Regions from separate parts of the Mus musculus genome. Here all the other regions are linked to region 1. Evidence: chromatin loops called from intact Hi-C (ENCODE). Cell type or tissue: left cerebral cortex. All regions are shown on one strand.

Region 1 (2,500 bases):
TCTTGTGTCCACATGTGTTTCTTGTTCTTTTTCTTTGCTTCTTTTTCCGTGTTTTTTTTTTATGGTATTCTTTGGATGTCCGTTTTCTCATGAGAGAGAAAGGATGGGGTTCCGATAGAAGGGGAAGTGGGGAGGCCCTGGGGGAATTGGTACAGGGAAACTGTAGTCAGTATATTATGGAAAAAACTTTTTAATAGAAGAAAATATGTTTTAAAAGCATCAGCTTCTAATCTCCCTTCACCCAGAGACTGGGTGTAGTCCTTGCTGCGGGTCTTACGTAGCTGCCGTCAAGATGCTACCATTGCCTGGGTTCTCACTTAACCTGGGGGCGACCAGGCTCTTTTTAATGTTTTACCACAAAGTGCCCTGCATGCTGTCTTCACGTGGCATCTCGGTCCACACTTGATTGCGTGTGGAAAGAGGAATAGCAGCAGGGGCGTAGCTCAGTGATCACTCTGGATTCTAATTCTTCCTCCTCAGCTCTGGGTGCTGGAATTGCCAGGTGTGTGACACCATGCTCAGCCATTTTAACATGTTCTATATCCAGCTTGTTTCCATCTTGGTGAAGAAAGTATGAGGTTCAAAAACTGTGATCGGCGTTTCAATGAGCTGAGTCTTAGTTTGGGGCTGCATTGCTGAGATGAAATACCATAACCCAAAGCATCTTGGGTAGAAAAGAGTTTATTCCATTTACAGTTGCACATTACAGTCCATGGTCGATGGAAGTCAGTGCAGGAATCAGAGCAGAGGCCATGGAAGAGCACTGGCTTACACGCCTGCTCTCTTAAAGCGCACAGCACCCCCAGCCTAGGATTGCATTGCCCACAGTGAGCTGGACTCACACACCAGTCATCCATCAAAAAATGCCTCACACTGGCCCACAGACCAAGCTGCTGGGAGCATTTTCTCTACTGAGGTTCCCTCTTCCAAAATGACTCTAGCAGTTGACACAGTTGACATAAAACTAGCCAGAACACAGGCGTAAAGAGAGAAAACTCAGTTTTTCCTATCCCAGTCACACTTCTGTCTTTCAGTTTGAGTTGAGTTAGTTCTAATAACTATTCAGTCTGTCACTGTCACTGTGACATAACAATCTGAGATAAGTGCGTGGTAGGCAGAAGGCTTACTTGCGTTTCAGTCCATGTCTGGTTGGGATTGTGGTGAGGCTGTGTCGAAGCAGCTGCTTGCTTTATGGTGTTAGGGAAGCAGAGAAAGGAGGCGGCCGGCTTCCGCTGTCTCCTGCTGTCTAGTCTAGTGTCCATCTGCTAAAGCCCCTCCCCTCTGAACAAGCCTTCACACCTGGGCCGTGGAGACATTCGGGATCCAAGCTAGCAGTGGCAGAGAACTGTTTGGAGTTACCCACATTTTAGATTGAATTACACTGACTGTTCTCTGATTGTTTCCCATTTCTCCCATGAGAACTGCTGCCACATGTTGCTAATTTGGCTAATCTGTTTGGTTGTTTACTTTAGAAGTGTATTATTTTGAGAACTACACCATGTACTAGTTTAATAGCCAATCAGCCGTCTCAGCCCGATCTTTTGTTTCTTTATAGATAGCGAATAACAAAGATGCCTTGAGGAAGACGTGGAACCCTAAGTTTACATTAAGGAGTCACTTTGATGGCATCCGAGCCCTTGCTTTCCACCCCATTGAGCCTGTGTTAATAACAGCCTCAGAGGACCATACGCTGAAAATGTGGAATCTACAGAAAACAGCCCCAGCCAAAAAGTGAGAATATTCTACTTGCACTTTTTTTTAAAGATTTTAAATTATTTATCAACAGGAAAAGATTTATTTTAAAAGTAATTGTTATAAGTCTATAATTGTTATATAAGTCTAATGTTAGGTCTGACGTTGAGGAAAAGAATTTTTACCTGGTGGTTCCCACGTGTTCTCCTTACGCAGAAGTATTTCACGAGGCTGTCTTATTTGTGGGGCCTCTGTCTGTAATGAAGATCCCTGTTAACGTGAAGAGACATAAGTAGGAACACTTAGACTTATCAAACCTTTGACCTCAGTCTGGCCCATCATTTGCGGTTTAGATTTACAAAGTGAAGAAGTGCTTAGGTACTTTTCTGTGCTGGCAGCGAGTTTTCCACACTTGCGGTTGCCTGACCCGGAGGACGCCGGTGTGCATGTTTAGGTGTTCTGTCTTGGCTTGGTGCCGTCTGCGTGACAGCAGGCATGAGTTTCTTAAAGTGTTTCATTGGCCCCGAGGTAGACCAGGTACTTGACTAGGTCCTTCCGGAGTTCACCCTTCGTCATCAGAACCAGCGCCCACCAGCAGGGATCCTCTGCTGTGACAGGCACAAGGGTACAGTGCACTGTGCCGCAGGACGTCGCGGAAGGTGTACTACATGTAGAAGAAATCCGCTGCCCTCTTTAAAAGACTCCAGTAGCATTGGTTCTGTGTGCCATGCAGGACAGTGCTGGCTGCAGCCTGAGCACACCGGATGGGGTCAGCAGAGGTCATTCCCTTCGGGTGCTGTGCCTCTGC
Region 2 (2,500 bases), 270 kb before region 1:
TTGTCTTAACTTCATATCCCAAGTTTTACCATAATGCTTAACCTTCAAGAAAGACTCAAAGCTTTCTTTTAGCCAGGCAGGTGAAGACCACCTAGAATCCCAGCACTCAGGAGGGTAAATAAGAAGATGCTGCAAGTTCAAGGTCAACCTCATACATACAGCGTTTCCCTTATACAAACAGCAGAAATCCACAACCCCGGTTAGAAAATCAGCATTCCTTTAACTCAGGAAAATTAAATTACATTCTGTCACCTAAACTCCGCAGGAATTTGTCATGACCTCTTTTTTGGCACTGCCCTTTAACGCAAATGACAGATAAGACTATATTCCAAGGACTTCGGCGGTGGCTCAACACCTGATGGCTCTAGAGGCCTTCGGGCTCCTCTGTGTACACACACTGGGTGGTTCACGCTCCCCCTACGTTTACCTTGGCTGGGTTAGTCAAAACCTCCTTCATGTACTCGGCCACAGTGATGGGACCTGTAGACTTTATTTTGTACATAAGATGCCGCAGCATCGGTGTCACCTGGTTGCTTTCTGCCGGCTCATTCCCGGAGCTGTAGCATTTCCCTCTCCAAATACAGGGAAGGCCTGAAAAGCACGATTAAGCACCGCCCGCATTAGATATCTCCATTTCATTTACACGCGCAGCAAGCAGCCTAAAGCTTGTAAGGATGCCTCGTTCATCACTAACTTCGCCCCAACGTCAGGACCCGATGGAGGCAAGGCATGCACCGAACCCATGACTACAAGCCCCTCCACACAGCTAAGCCTCTCTGTGGACCAGCTTCCTGCTCCAGCCCCAGGTGAGCAACGGAGGGACCAAGGAGCCGCGCCATACGGTTTCCATGGAAACAGGATCCTGCAAGGGGACTCTCACCCGCGCGGGCCACGCAGCGTCTCACCAAAGCATTCATTCCTACACCCCGAGGCCAGGCTCCGCCCCGGAGGCGGGGTTTAAACGGTATTTCCTGAATCGCCCTCGCAATAGGAAGTGCGTCACCGTAAAGCGGAAGTAAGCTCCGGGCTGCACTCGCGTGTCCAGCCCGCCATGTCGGCCGACCAGGAACCTGTGGCGTTCCTTGCCAAGCAGCCCTGGCGTCCCAAACAGGTGACAGAAGATCCGGATGAGGAAGACGAGGAGGATGGCGATGAGGGCAAGAATGGCTTCTCCCTGGAGGAGGTGTTACGCCTCGGAGGCACAAAGGTAAGGGCCGCAGGCTCTGGGGAAGGGGATGCTCACGGCTGCCGGGAAGGTGGGACCCGCAGCCCAGCCTCCGACCTGCTCTGAGAGCTTCCCACGCATTTACTGTTACCGCGCTTCAGTGGGAAAAAAAACAGTTCGGCTTGCATGTTTTCTCCTGGGTTTATGCCTCGTTAAAATGTAGGCGATCGGATTCTAACCACGTGGGCAAATGTTTTGAACACGACCGTATGTGTAATCTACATCTGCTAGGTTAAAAGGTTGGATTGAAGTCGCTAAAAGAACCTGCCAGTTTACATTAGCCTTTTATGAAAGTGCCTCTTCCTCCCTACACTACCTCATAAAGTACTTTCTATTATTGGAAGGAGTGTTGTATGTTTGTTGGTACACTCGTGTGGAAGTCAGAGGACAACTTTGGAATCGATTCTCTCTTTTATGTGACTTCCGAGGATCGGACCTAAATCACCAGGCTCCTTGGCATAGACTTGACCCACTGAGCCATCCCCTGCCCACTCAGATAAACCTTTAACCTTGCTCACCTGATGCATTACGAGTGCCTAGATCATTGCGATTTTCACTGGATTTTGTGACTGTCAGCTTGAGAATCTTTTCATATCTTGAAGAAGGTTCTTCAAAAGCCTTTTCCCTATTGTGTACCTATCTTTGGCACATTTTCCTGTTGGATATCTGTGAGTTTGCCAGATAATAGTGTAATAATTCATATGTGATGGTTTTTAAAAATGAAGTTCTTACTGAATTTCTGGGTTTGTAATACGGCCTTTTTTTTTTTTTTTTAATGTGTTTCTACAGCAAGATTACCTTATGCTGGCTACTTTGGATGAAAATGAGGAAGTGGTGGATGGGGGCAAAAAGGGAACCATTGACGACCTTCAACAAGGTGAACTGGAGTCATTTATTCAGAATCTGAATTTGGCCAAATACTCAAAGTCTTTGATTGAAGAAGATGAACCAGAGAAAAAGGAAAACACCAGCAAAAAAGAAGCAAAACTACTGAAGGTGGAGAATAAAAAACAAAAAGCAACAGAAGGAAAAAAGACATCGGAAAAGAAGGTGAAAAATAAGACTGTACCAGAACAGCGTCCTGAGAGCTGTCCCGTCTCCAAAGCAAAGAAAGATAAACAACCCGATGTGTTTGAATTTCTAGAGAGACAAACAATGTTACTCAGGCCTGGAGGCAAGTGGTACGACATGGAGTACAGCGGTGAGTATTCCTTGGAGCTGCAGCCTCCAGATGTCGTGTCCAAGTACAAAGCCCTGGCCCAGAAGCTGTATGAG
Region 3 (2,500 bases), 160 kb before region 1:
ACTGATATTAGGGCCTTATACATACTAGGCAAGCAAATACCCTACCACTGAGCTATATCCTGGTCTGAGAGTTAAATTCTTGATGTATAAATGTCTATTTTTACTATATGTACATAAATATCTAAAAAATATTCTCAAATTTTATTTCACAACAAATAAGTTATAAAGTAGGCTTTGCCTAGCATGGTAGTGTAGGCCACAGGCTGAGACAGGGGGATCTTTAGTTCAAAGCCAGCCTAAGTCCCATCATGGAGACTTTACTCAAAAAAACATAAACATGAAATAATAAAAGTGAAACTAGATACAATATAATCCTTTAAAAAATAATAAAGTAAGACAGTTTTGTTTAGAACTAAATTTAGACATTACTAGTTTAGACATTTAGACTAACTTAGATTCCATAGACCTTGTGATTTGATTGATTTATGCCTCTTATTGGATTTGTCAGTGACTAATCTGTAATGAATTATAAAATCAAATATGACTTGGATTTATAATTTCAAAATAATAACTAATATTTACAGATCTGATACCATCTAGTAAGTTTGCATGGCTCATGGTCTTAGTCAGTGTCACCATGAAGGTATCTTGTCCCTGACACAAAATGTACAGTGGAAGCCATCTGCTTATCTCAGGAACTCTGGCAAGAATGCTGCAGCTCTTAGTATCTATTTGCAATGGTAACTTCCATTCCATAAGTTGTTACTTTGCTGATCCTGACTGAGTTTAGCTCTGCTGTCCACCTTAGCCCGGTCTCTTTACTTCTTCATGAGTGGCTTGTCCTCGAGACTCTTACGGTGTTTTGACTTTGATTTTTAGATAGAGTCTTTCACTCTGTTGCCCAGGCTGCCCTTGGACTTGAGGTGATTGCCCTGAAGGCTGAGATCGCAGGCACGCAATACAATGCCTGGCTCTTTTCAATAATTTTGTATTCAAGCCAGGCATAATAGCACGTGCCTTTAATCCTAGTAGAGGCAGGCAGTTCTTTGTGAGTTCAAGCCTGGCCTACATAGTGAGTTCCAGGCCAGCAAAGGTTCCATGAGACTCTGATTGCAAATGAACAAAAACAAACGAAAAGAATTGTCTCATTCAAACATTCTACCAGTAATTCCTTTGGTAGAAGTCGTAAAAAGATGTGAAGTTCATCTCTGCTGTTTAATCTCAGGTCTAACTTGTTGTGTTTGCTTCCATCGCTGTTTGGCTGTCGTTTTCTGTGCTGCTTTCCGTCCACCCAGAGGTACCTAAAGCTGTGTCTTAATGTGTTTCCTAGGCCTATGTTGTCTTTGTGACAACTCTGGGTGGCCAGTGGCTGGAGCGTAGCTTTGCCACATTCTTGTCCCACGTACTTGATCTGGTTTCCCATCCTCGAGCAACACAAACACACGTGGACGCTGTGTACTCCAGGCGATGTGTGTCCTTCATGCTGAGAGCTACCGTGGGCAGTCTGTTAGGTGAGAAAGCCCAGATAGCAGCTGCCAAGGAGATCTGCCAGGCAATCGGAAAGCAGATGAAAGCTGTGGGTAAGTGAGACCTGGTGTCGTAACACGCGCTGCTGCTGACCCTAGACATTTAATTTAGTTCTCCCTATCTTCTTTCCCTCCCGCCTCTCTTCCTCCCTTCCTTTCTGTTTCGGGTTGGGGGAGGGGGGTCTCACTGTGTCCCAGGCTAGCTTCAAACTTGTAATTTTCCTCTCATGTGTATCATGTGCATGCCTGGTGCCTGTGGTGGTCAGGAGAGGGGCTTCAGAAACCTCTACTTCTGAGTCACAGATGCCTGTGAACCATCATGTGTGTGCTGGCACAGACCCAGAGGGCAGCCAGTGCTCTTGGCCTCTGAGCCATTGTTCCAACTCCTTATGTCAGTTTTACTGAGTGATTTTTAAAAAATATTAAAGCAGCATATAATTGCATTGAAACAAAGCTTTAAAACTGAGCGGCACGTGGGTAAGGTTTGGGTTTGGGTTTTTTCTAGTGCCTGTGCTGCTTTTAAGTCTCCCAGAATGCACTGGTGTATTTTTATTTTTGTGGGATAATCTGATGAAATTTTCCTGCTTGAAGCCTCTTATTATGTAAATATATATTTTTTCCTGTTTTTCTTTCTCTTTTCTAATAGGCCTAATATGAAGACGTAGAAAGTAATAGTTACAGATAACTATAACCGCTTATAGGACACATTGCGAAAAGTCAATAATTCATAATTTAAAGAAATAATATTTTAGATAAAATTGTATTTGACCCATAAACTTGTTTTTATTTGGAGATCTAATGTGACATTTTAGTGCTTATTACAACATGTCATGTTCAGATCAGGGTATTTGGTTTGTTCACCACATCAAAAGCGAACCACCTCTGCTGGAAACACTCAATATCCCCTCTCTTAGCTGTTTCCCTGTGGAGACGTGACTGCATCTACGTAGTTATGTTCCTGGGCTATAGGACATTCAGACTGGAACTTTATCCTCACCTGAAGCCCAGGAAAGAAACCCTGGTCAGAAAGGAGC

The links. Hi-C counts contacts between places; a loop is a spot of excess contacts. Peaks named below come from ENCODE experiments on the same cell type or tissue, not always from the same donor. Only the 100,000 strongest peaks of a DNase experiment are listed, where the experiment ranks them.
Region 2: it touches region 1 in a loop (2.3-fold over the local background); 2 of 42 quality-filtered maps call a loop at or near these places.
Region 3: it touches region 1 in a loop (2.9-fold over the local background); 2 of 42 quality-filtered maps call a loop at or near these places.

Annotation. Positions count from the first base shown.
Region 1 is chr17:78,663,850-78,666,349 of GRCm38, reverse strand. It overlaps Strn (striatin, calmodulin binding protein), which reads left to right. Exons shown (of 18, transcript NM_011500.3): 11 at 1,556-1,731. Among named protein-coding and RNA genes, the nearest start is that of Strn, 71 kb to the left of the region's middle. In left cerebral cortex, no CTCF peak of the experiment used is centred here; a DNase peak (open chromatin) is centred at 1,183.
Region 2 is chr17:78,935,582-78,938,081 of GRCm38, reverse strand. Cebpz (CCAAT/enhancer binding protein zeta) reads left to right here and starts at 1,012. Exons shown (of 16, transcript NM_001024806.2): 1 at 1,012-1,207; 2 at 2,015-2,500. The coding sequence starts at 1,052. It overlaps Ndufaf7 (NADH:ubiquinone oxidoreductase complex assembly factor 7), which reads right to left and starts at 947. Exons shown (of 10, transcript NM_028611.3): 1 at 881-947; 2 at 428-591. The coding sequence starts at 917. In left cerebral cortex, no CTCF peak of the experiment used is centred here; a DNase peak (open chromatin) is centred at 956; H3K4me3 peaks cover 1,924 bases; H3K27ac peaks cover 1,468 bases.
Region 3 is chr17:78,823,516-78,826,015 of GRCm38, reverse strand. Heatr5b (HEAT repeat containing 5B) reads left to right here. Exons shown (of 36, transcript NM_001081179.1): 8 at 1,271-1,520. Among named protein-coding and RNA genes, the nearest start is that of Heatr5b, 11 kb to the left of the region's middle. In left cerebral cortex, no CTCF peak of the experiment used is centred here; no DNase peak of the experiment used is centred here.